2 separate regions of the Mus musculus genome follow, and region 2 is linked to region 1. The links are chromatin loops, found by intact Hi-C in ENCODE. Cell type or tissue: heart. All regions are shown on one strand. Links, peaks and the distances in the headings refer to the core of each region. The heading gives the core; the rest is flanking DNA.

Region 1 (5,377 bases), core at 189-5,188:
GGTTGAATAAACTCTTCAGGATGCATGGGCAATCCTGAAGCCTCTCTCACGCCAACCGCTCCCATACTTCTGCTTCTGCAGTGTGACATTCAGTCGCTTCGATCATCGCAGCAAACTCGGGCTGCATTTGATGGTGTAAAAGGGGAGCAGAATTGCGACTTCAAATATTTTTGTTTATTTACATGTGTGTGTGTGCACATGCTATGCACTGCAAGGGTGTGCAGGTCAGAGGGCAACCTTCAGGAGTATATTTCTCTCCTTCCACTACCTGGGTCCCAGGGATCAAACTCAGGTCCTCCTATTTGGTAGCAAGCGCCTTTACCCATCAGCTATCTCGCTACCCCTGGGAATTGTTTTTGACGGGAGGCAAAGCTGAATCCTTCTAGCACTTAGAGTTCAGGAACTCCACCCAACATGCCTTTCCTGGATTGTTCATTCCAGCCGATAGTCTACATTTACTGAATCCTACTGTCTGTGTTTACAGAGCTATTACCAAAGAGCAGTGTGCCATGTGTCCTGTCCTTACCACTGCAGGAGGACAGCAAAGCACACAGGTGCTATGGCTTTCCCTTCACCACACGCACACACCTGGTGGAAGGGGTAAGGAAGGGGGTGGCATTGCTCTTCTAAAATAGGTGAAGTTGCCGGGCTTTGGGAAGGGACAAGCTCCCCACAGGCCACAGCTCACACAGCTGGCAGTGACACTGGACTGGAAGCAGAGGTCCTAGCCTTTGGAACAGTGACCTTTTCTCCATGTTAGGGTGCCTCCATGCTCATTCATGGCCACATTCCCTTCTGCTTATTCTAGACTGAGTGATATTCGGCCTCTGCTGGCATAAACCCTGAGACCAAGGTCTGTTCTTCACACATCACACATCACATTGCCCAAGGACTGCCCTAGACTAAGGAGTGAGAAGAGGCAGTGGGCACTTGGAAACCTGGCACAGCCTTATTTTTCTTCACCAATGAGTACCCAGTGAACATTTTTGTTTGTTTGCATGTGAGGCCATGCAATAAGCAAGCACGGGTGGTGGTCATGAGCTTTCTCATGGGGCAGCTTCCTTGTCCTAAAGCAAGTTACCTTTAGCCAAAGGACAGACCTGTGGACAGTGAGCTGGACAGATGACAAGGTTTTTCTTATGGGAATAGAAAAGAGAGAGTTCGTGGATGTGAAGGAGATATGAACTCTGGCAAGGGTGAGAGCAGGCTGTGGCAGCCCTGGCCCAGAGGGATGAGTAATTTTTCTGTAGGCAGGCACGGTGGAGAACATTTTAGAGGAACAGGACGTTCAGGACAGGGAGATGGTCCAGGCTGGAGCAGGGATTATGCAGTGAGTCATACACCGGGAAGCCTGGGTTGAAACCCAAATTTACAGCAGGTAAATCCCAGCCTAACATGATCTTGTTTTGTCCTTATAATCTAGACACACACACACACACACGATTTGCTTTGATACAGGGTATCATGTAGCCCAGGCTGGTCTCAACTCATTATGTAGCAGAAGATGACCTTAAACTCCCAATGTTCCTATCTTCAGAGTGCTGGGATTATAAGCCCACACACTTCTATAATAAATATTATCTTAATCCAGCACTTGGGGGAGGCTGAGTTCTCCACCAGCCTGGGCACTGTGAGATCTTTTCTCAAAGCAGTAATAACAGCAACAATAAACTCTTCAGGTCAGGCTTAGCTCTGCCCAGCAAAGCTGAGATCAGGGAGGAAGTTCAAATCTTTCTAGGATGCGTGTGGAGCTTAGAGACAACATCCCCAAGCAGCCCGAGGCTTGGAAAACAGTTTCCCATGGATGAGTAGGACATTAGTCCAGGCAGCAAGGGGGATCTCCCTTCTTTGCAAAGAAGAGTTAAGAATAAACCTGAAACAAGCATAGCTAAGGAGACAAAACAAAAGTTTGAAATCCAAGTGCAGACAATGAAACAGAGCCATTCACGGCTTAAGTTACTTAAGAAGCATCATCTAAGGTCCACAATGGTTCTGGACACTTAGGGCAAGATCATCAAATAAAAATCCCTGCCCTTCTGAAGTTTTGCTTTGTTTGTCTTTGTTTTGAGCTATATATAGCTCCGGCTGGCCTGGAACTTTCTGTATAGCCCAGGCTGGCCTGGAGCTTATTGCAAGCCTCCTGACTCAGCCCTCCAGAGAGCTGGAATTGCAGGCTTGTGCCTCCACATCTGGTTATTGGAACTTCCTGTTTAAGGGGACTCTCAGAATCAATTCGTGTTTTCTGTTTGCCTAAGGCGTTGAGTCTATGTGAGTAGACACTTGCTAATTCAGACAGACTCTACACATACCCAGACTTCAGTTTTGAAGAGCCTGTGAAGGCCAGGACCATGGCATTGCAGAGGACCACTGGAGGTAGGCCCTCAGGAAAAGCATGGCACCTTCCTCTGCGAACCCTGGGTCGGAGGGAATCTCAAAACAAAACAAAACAAAAACAAAAACAAAAACAACCACTGAGACCAAACTGTTTGCAAGACTAGAAAACTTGGTGTTTCTTGTTCGTGGTGTATGGACTAAAATGAATACCTGTTACCCTCTGTGGCTAATATTTAGGAGTCAGGGTGATGGAGAAAGGCAGTGGAAGGCAGGACAGAGTAGACTGTAGTCCCTGTCCCAGAGGCAAAACAACAGACATGAGTGGATTCCTTTGGCCTAGACCACCAGGTGTGGGGGTGTAGAGTCTTTGCTCCTTTAGTATGGAATATTCCTGGCTTGACAGCCTTCCTCATTTCTAGTCATCAGCTGGAGTGTCTCATCTTAAGTAAGGCCTTCTCAAGGGGAGCCTGAACGTGCCCTTGTGAATATACATGTGCACACATGTGTTCGGTCTCACAGGCTGCCGATAGAGTAAGAGATGAGATCAACCTCAGTGATAGGAGGATTTCTGGTGGGTAGATAAAAGCCAGCATTCCTCAGGAACTTGTGAAGCCAGTTCCCCTATCTCTGGCTAAAGCCACCTATGGCCACCTATGGTGCCCATCAGCATATCAAAGCTGGCCTCTACTCCTTCAATACTATATGTGCCTGTTATACATTTCAAAGTTCATGATAGCATCCTAGACCTTTCCTCTTCCCAGCTCCTCCTCCTCCTTATAAACAGGACCCCTCCTCCCTTGCTATTCTCTTGCACTCTCTGTATGCTCCGATAGTCCGTCCCTGTCACTATGTTCTAGTCTCTATCTCTCACTATCCTGCTGTCTTCACCATTCCCTCCCACTCTCTCCCTTCCCTAGCCCTGGCCATGTCCAGTCTGTTTCTCTCTCTCTCTGTCTCTCTTTCTGTCTCTGTCTCTGTCTCTGTCTCTCTCTCTGCTCTGGCATTTTCCTCCGGATATTTTCTTCCTATCTTATTCACAATAAAACTTTACCCCAAGAGTGGAGTAACCACTCAGCAGTTTCTTTCCTGCACCCCTTCATATACAACACGCATCCGTGCATATCTGTCTATGCACAATTATGCTGTGTTTGTGCATGCTCACGGTGTCGAGGGTGTGCAGGGAAGAACTGTCAGGCCAGAGGTCCTTGCATTTGACAGCACTGTGGTGGCTTTCTGTCACTGTCTTCTCTGAGCTTACACGTCCCTGCTGATGCCATGCTCCACAGAACTGAAACCACAGCATGAGCTAAGACACACCATGAAAAGCAGAGGACTGTGTCATGCCACTGAAAGAGGTCCTGAGATAGACAATTGATGGCTAGCTGGCTTGCGCTATACCTGACAAGTCAGCCTTTCTGGTTCCCAGCAGACTACTGGGAATAAAGAAGCCAAGGAAAGGGCTTCTTGGTCAGCCCTGAGAATCACATGAGACTCCCGAGGGCTCCCTCCCTAATTTCTTTGTGCTGATTGTGGGGTTGGGAGCCAGTTATGACTGGTAGATGCTGGAGTAGGTGAAAGGTGGATATCTTTACACCCCATGAAAGGTGCAATCAGACCTCTCAACTAGCCAGAAGAGTGGGGACTTTTGTCTTGGGGAATTCCTGCCTCCCTCCTTGCTGCTGCTGTGGTTTGGAGTCCCCAGGGAAAGCCCCTGAGAGTTGTGGTTGCTTCAGGTTAGGCTGTAACCAGGAAAAGAGAGAGCTGCACCCAAGGAGACAATGCAGCACACGATGGCCACTATCAATTTTCATTTTCTCTTCAACTCCTGGTTTTAGTTTCTCTTTACTGCAAGTTGAGAGGTTTTCCCTGGCTATTAGGCCTCCCATAGCTGCTGATCCTGCAAGGGACTGAGGCTGCAGGACAGGACAGGCCCTGACTGCTCTGGTGTCTTCCAAACAAGTCCAAAGCCAAGGCTTTGTGGATTCTGGGGGCTGAGTCTACTTATCATCATCCTGTTCCCTGGGAGAAGTGCCCAACAGGTGAGTTCTGGGGAGGTATGCAGAGTCCCAGATTTCTTCATCAGACTCCAGATTCTCAGACCTAAAACCTTTATTACCCATCAGTCTCTCATCCATCCATCCATCCACCCACCCACACAACAAATATTTATTGGGTCCATTTTGTGTACCAAGCACTGTGCTGGGCACAGAGCTTCCTGAAGAGAAAGAGGTCCCCCCAAGACCGCCACCCTCCCCCCCGTAGTTGAAAAGTCCATCTCATCTAGTAGGGACCATCAGATATTCATACAGCCTATTGAAGCAAAGATCCACTTGGCTTCTGTGACATCTCAAGCCACATACTTAAATATAAGTCTAGTAGAGGAGTCCACAGCTTTTTGTCCCTGTTACAGCTTTCTCAAGCTCCTTTTAAGGGGCTCAAAGAGTCTTCTACTTTTTTTTTTTACACTTCTTTCTTCAGTAAAGCATCCAGATGCTTTACCCTTGCCCCTGGGTAGCCCTGAGGACGGCGTCATAGCATGAAGAAGAGACAGAAAGATTCGGTGAGAGGCTAGATAAGGCTTCAAGCTTGGCTTTCTCCCTGGAAAGCTTCTCCTGGAACCCAGCTGTTGAGCCACAAATAGCCCCCTTGCCACAGGAGGATGCTGTGGGTGGAGTAGGTAGGTAAGTGTCGTAACTGACAGCCCCATCTGAGGTTCCACGGGACAGCCAGACCTGAGAGTAGTGAAACCTTTACAGTGTTATACACTCAGCTGAGAATATATCTTGGGAGAAATCCCGAGCATTAGCTGTATAGAGACTGTGAGTGATGTCAGAACAGCCATGCTGGCAAGCAGGAGCAGTCCTCAGCACCCACAGGGCATTCCCAGGACCCCTGAGGGTACCGAATTCACTGAGGCTCAAATCCCTCCTATACATAGCATGGAGTTTGCATATAACCTCCACACATCCTCCTGTATACTTTATACAGTGCAATCACTATGACATGCTACGTGCATCACTTTCATGCTATGCGTATAGTGGTT
Region 2 (5,377 bases), core at 298-5,297, 50 kb before region 1:
CTAGTCTATAATCTCAGCCCTTGAGAGCCAAAGGCAGAGACCCTGCTATCACTTAGACATCAACTTGGAGAGTTCTGGGCTATCCTGGGCTATAATCTGGTGTGTTCTGAGCTAACCTGAGCTACAGTGTGAGATCTTCTCTCAAAAAAGAAAAGAATGCTGGGCAGTGGTGGCGCATGCCTCTAATCCCAGCACTTGGGAGGCAGAGGCAGGCAGATTTCTGAGTTCGAGGCCAGCCTGGTCTACAGAGTGAGTTCCAGCACAGCCAGGGCTACACGGAGAAACTCTGTCTTGGGAAAGAGAGAGAGAAGAGAAGAGAAGAGAAGAGAGGGGAGGGGAGGGGAGGGGAGGGGAGGGGAGGGGAGGGGAGGGGAGGGGAGGGGAGGGGAGGGGAGGGGAGGGGAGGGGAGGGGAGGGAAGGGAAGGGAAGGGAAAGGAAAGAAAGGGAAGGGAAAGGAAGGGAAGAGAAGGAAAACAGAAAAAGAAAAAGAAAGACATTGGGTGCCCTACATCCCGAACTATTTTGAATACATCAGTATCACATGAGAATGCTCCCTGCAAGAAGTATGCTTGGGGAGGTATTTATTTCACAGCCCACAGACTAGACAAAGAAGGCCTCCAAAATCAAAGCAGAGGTGATGTTCTATACAGACCCCAACTTGGCAAGTATTTCATCATCTCCCTCTCCTCGTACATGCCTAAACTAGAGTAAGCATAAAAGTTACTAAGGAAATTTGTTTCATTACTGAGCAGTGGTGGCCCACACCTTAAATCTCAGCATTTGTGAGGCTGAGGGAAGAGATTGGTCTGTGAGTTCTGGTCTACAGAGTGAGTTCCAGGATAGTCAAGGCTACAGCTACACAGAGAAACCCTGTCTCAAAGAGAGAGAGATTGAGATTTGCTTCATCATTAGAATTGAGTTAAATGATGAATTATTTATTTTCCAAAGCAATGTCCATGTTCTATTTAATTTTCAAGTTTATAGCATTCTATAGAAAAAAAAAAACAAAAAAAAAAAAACAAAAAACAAAAACAAAAAACCAAAAAACTAAAATGCTAGTAACATTGCCAGGATAAAACTTGTTCAATACACGCTGATATTATATTAGAAAACTTTTATGTTACTTTTCAAAATATTGAAGCAGTAACCATGCTTAAACTTATTTTTGGTATTATTTAATGTGTGTATGTGAGCACCCCCCCCCATAAGTCTCTGTCCCGAGATCTGATGCATGGTGCAATCTTTTTGTAGCATACCTTGGCTAAGCTGAGCATTTTACAACTAGCTCCTAGATGTGTTTTAGCAGCCTTTTAGTGAAAATAAACAGCTCCCACTCCCATGGATGAAACAACCTGGAGGAATAAATGTCACCTGCTTGTGAAAGCCCTACTTTGTCCAGGACAGATGGCCCTCCGTGGTAGGCAGCCTTCCACAGGGGTTTTGCTGTGTCTTAGGGAGAGGTGAGATTTCTTTCACTACAAACTAGGTGAACATTTTTCTTTTGTGACACCTCTCAGCTGTTGGAGCACTTTAAACAACACTCTGGGCAGGAGTGGCCATCCAGGGACTCAAGAAATAAGATATAGAAAGTGATAGACAAGCCATCAGACTAGACATGGGCCAACAGAACCCAAACTGAGCAAAATGAACTAAGTCCATAATGGCCTAGCTGTGGAAGTGAACAGGTAACCCAAGCTAAAAGAAGAAAAGTTTAAGAAGACACGAGATTAGCCATGTGACAGTGGTGGCAAACACCTTACATCCCAGAGACAGGCTGCTCTCTGAGTTTCAAGGGCGACAGAGTAACAGTCAGAGCCACACAAAGAAAGCCTGTCTTAAAAAAGCAAAAACAAAAACAAACATACTAACAAACAAATAGACCTGAGACTGTCCCAGAAAGCTGATCTGAAAATCCAAAGAGGCCAAACTGTCCACAATGGAAGAGAATTTACCATCCTGTCCTTCTAACAAGGGCTGAGGTGAAAAGCATCAGTTTGGGGAGGGGTCCTAATAAGTCTGAGGTCAGCCTGAGTGCTACATAGGGAAACCCTATTGCTCCATCACCACCACCACCACCACCAAATGGAAAAAAAAAAGTGAGGACAAACTGGCTGTGGCTTTTGTCACTTGTGATTGTCTGAGTTAATTGAGATGACCTGGTTGTCAGGAGGGAATCTCTGAGTGGATTCATGTACTTCCCTGACTTGAAGCTGCAGTCCTAGTTGATGTATTATTCTTCCCTGATAGAGAAGGATCAGCCTTCACTCAAGCCTTTTGAAGCAGCTGTTCACTCCCCATCTCCCTCTAGAACCACCAGATGAACACAAAAACAAAGATAAATCTAAAACAAGATCACTGTTCTGGAGCCAGGGAATCCAGGAATCTCTTGACAGGAGAATCTCAAATTCACAGCCAGTCCAGACGATGCACCAAGGCCTTTTCTCAAAACAAACAAGAAAACAGCTGCATGTGGTGTCTCAGGATTATAATCCCAGAATCTGGGAGGCTGAGGCTAGAGGGATGTCACGAGTCTGAGACCAGCCGGCCAGGACTTTATTATTAATAAACTCTTGGGAGCCAGAGTGAGACCATGTCAGGAAAAAACAAAACACAAAACAAAATCCTGACCTAAAGAAAGAAAAACAACTAACTTCTAAAAGGTTAGGACAGGTTCCCACGTGCACATGTGTATATGTGTGTGACATGTGTGTGTGTTTCCATGTGCATATGAATGTGTATTGTGAAGGCACATGTATGAACATGTGTGAGCGTGTGTTACATGTGTTACATATGTATTGAGTGATCTAGATCCAGGAATCTGGATTTGTTTGCATTTGATGCTGCCTACAACCTGGTTTGGGGAGCATGGTCTCCCCTGGAAGGAAGGGGGAGGGAAGCAAACAGGACAGGGACAGCTTCCTCTGAGAACACTTGGCTCCAGGGCCATGTTTCCTCTCAAGCCTGGATCCATGCTTGCCTTTCTTTTGCTTTCTCTCCAGGGTTTCTCACTTCCTGTGCCCGGAGAAGTTCTTTCCCACCTACTCCATGTTTGTTTCCTTTTCCTGAATCCTCACATTTGGTCTCTTCTGCCAAACTCTGATACATGGAAGTGGTCACTGGTTTCATTCGCCCAGCTGTTTTGTTTTATATTTTTGAAACAGAGTTTCTCTGTTCAGCCCCTGCTGTCTTTGAACTCACTCTGTAGACCAGGCTGGCCTTGAACTCATAGACATCTGCCTACCTCTGCTTCCTGAGTGCTGGCATTAAAGGCTTGTACCATCCCAACCAACTTGTTTCAACCTTTTAAAATGGCTCTTTTAAAAACGAACCCATGAAAGCCAAGTGAGGTGGCCCATGTGGCTAATCACAACACCGTTGGACCTGGGATGGATGGCACACTCATGGAAATTCAAGGACAACCTGAGCAGTTCCGGGTCAGGCAGGCTGTGCTGAGCACAGTTAGCCTTTCTCCTAAAAAGAAAACAATAAACTAAACTAGCTATAGTAGCCCATTCCTGTAATCCCAGAATTTAGGAGGCAGAGATAGGAGCTATATAGCAACTTCAAAGCCAGTCTGAGCTACTAGAAACCCTGTCTCAAACTAAACCAAACCAACCAATCAACCAACCACACACACATTCATATAAGCCTAGCCTTCAAGAAGCTCAGGCAGAAGGATCTCAAATTTGAAGCTAGTGACTTTCAAGCTAATCTAGGTAACAGGCTACCTTGTCTCTAAATAAATAAATAAAAGTCAACTGGGCATGATAGTGCACCCCTGAAATCCCAGCACTCAGGAGGCAGAGTCAGAAGAATCGGAAATTCAAGGTCATCCTTTCCTACATAGCAAGTGAGCTCAAGGCAAGACTGGGCTGCATGAAAACTCTGTCCAAAAAGGGACGGTGGAGGAGAGGGGACCTGCACAAGTAGCAATAGGAGGTGTTGGTGGGCTTCTCCTGGTCTTGGGTTTGGTGCTTTGCTTGTTCTTTTGTAACCCAGACTAGCTTCAAACTCCTGGAAAGCCTGTCTCAGCCTCCCAAGTGCTGGAATTACAGACATGTGACAATATAGTCAGTGTTTGGTTTTTGGGTTTTGTTATGTTTGTTTGTTTGTTTGCTTGTTTGTTTGCTTTTAAATCAGGGTCCCACTATATAGCTTTGGCTGTCCTGGAACTTCCTATGTAGATCAGACTTGCCTTGAACTCACAGAGATCTTCCTACTTCTGCCTGGAAAGTGTTGGGATTAAAGGCCTGCACTAGCAAGCCCAGCTTTGTTTTGTAATGGTAACAGGCTGGCAACATATTCAGAAGGCAGAGTGTTTGCCTAGTGTAAACAGAGCCTTGCATTTGAGTCCTAGAAAAACAAAATAAGAAACTGTGGTTTTCTTAGTAATTTCCAAGTTTTTCCCTCCCTCTGAACTTTTAAGTACAGACTGTTAAATTATAGAAAGAACTGTGAAGGTTTTTAGTAGTAGCAGGGGAAATAGAAGACTATATTGACATTTAAAAATCTTAACAATCCTGACTATTGCCCTGATTATTGCAGAGGCAATAATCGTTGATTTTTTTTTTTTTTTTAATGGGCTGGCTTAGTTGGTAAGAGCATCTGTAGCTCTTGCAGAGGACTTGGGTTTAGTTCTCTAATCCACATCAAGCCACAACCACCTATATCTCCAGGCCCAGAGGATCTGACACACTCTTTTGGCCTCATTGGCATGTGCACAGACATACCTATAGGCAAAACAGCCTCACACACAAACTACTTTTTAAAAAAAGGTTCTTTTCTTGGGCTTGTTTGTTTGTTTGTTTGTTTGTTTTTAGGCCTTGTCAGATTGGGACCATGGTTAGTCCAAAATCACTTTAAAACCACAGTAGTTGTGCTGGCAACATATGGTGTAATAGATAAAGTCACTTACCAACAAGACTGATGGCTGGTGCCTAATCCTAGTGACCCACAAAGTAAAAGGAGAGAAGTGACTCCCATAAGTTATCTTGACTTCTATATGTGTGTTCATGGCATGTGCACACGTGTGCACTCTCGGGAGCACACACACACACACAATCAATCTAATTTTCAAACATTAAAAGGAAAAAGAAACTGCAGTTGACAGATGTAAGCTTTCCAGGTTTAGAATCCCAGCAACCTACTGGTTGAAGGCCATAAAATGGAACAGAACACACTTCAGCAAAAACAAGTAAACCCAGACAGACAACATCTTGTCTTAGAAGAGTTTTCATCTTATCATTTCTCCTAGAGCCCGGTGTCCTCTGCTCCCAAATGAGGCTCCTGGATGCTAAGTAATTCATAGGCAGGCGGAGATAAGATAGGGGTGCAGAGGAGGTAGAGTAGGGTGCTCACGTGCTGGGAGGCAGGGCA

What was found. Hi-C counts contacts between places; a loop is a spot of excess contacts. Peaks named below come from ENCODE experiments on the same cell type or tissue, not always from the same donor. Only the 100,000 strongest peaks of a DNase experiment are listed, where the experiment ranks them.
Region 2: a loop joins it to region 1, with 2.0 times the contacts of the local background. A loop is called at or near these places in 6 of 42 quality-filtered maps.

Annotation. Positions count from the first base shown.
Region 1 is chr4:57,724,428-57,729,804 of GRCm38, reverse strand. All of the region lies in intron 6 of Pakap (paralemmin A kinase anchor protein), which reads right to left. Among named protein-coding and RNA genes, the nearest start is that of Gm35099, 28 kb to the left of the region's middle. In heart, for the core only: no CTCF peak of the experiment used is centred there; no DNase peak of the experiment used is centred there.
Region 2 is chr4:57,774,689-57,780,065 of GRCm38, reverse strand. All of the region lies in intron 7 of Pakap (paralemmin A kinase anchor protein), which reads right to left. Among named protein-coding and RNA genes, the nearest start is that of Gm35099, 22 kb to the right of the region's middle. In heart, for the core only: no CTCF peak of the experiment used is centred there; no DNase peak of the experiment used is centred there; H3K27ac peaks cover 262 bases.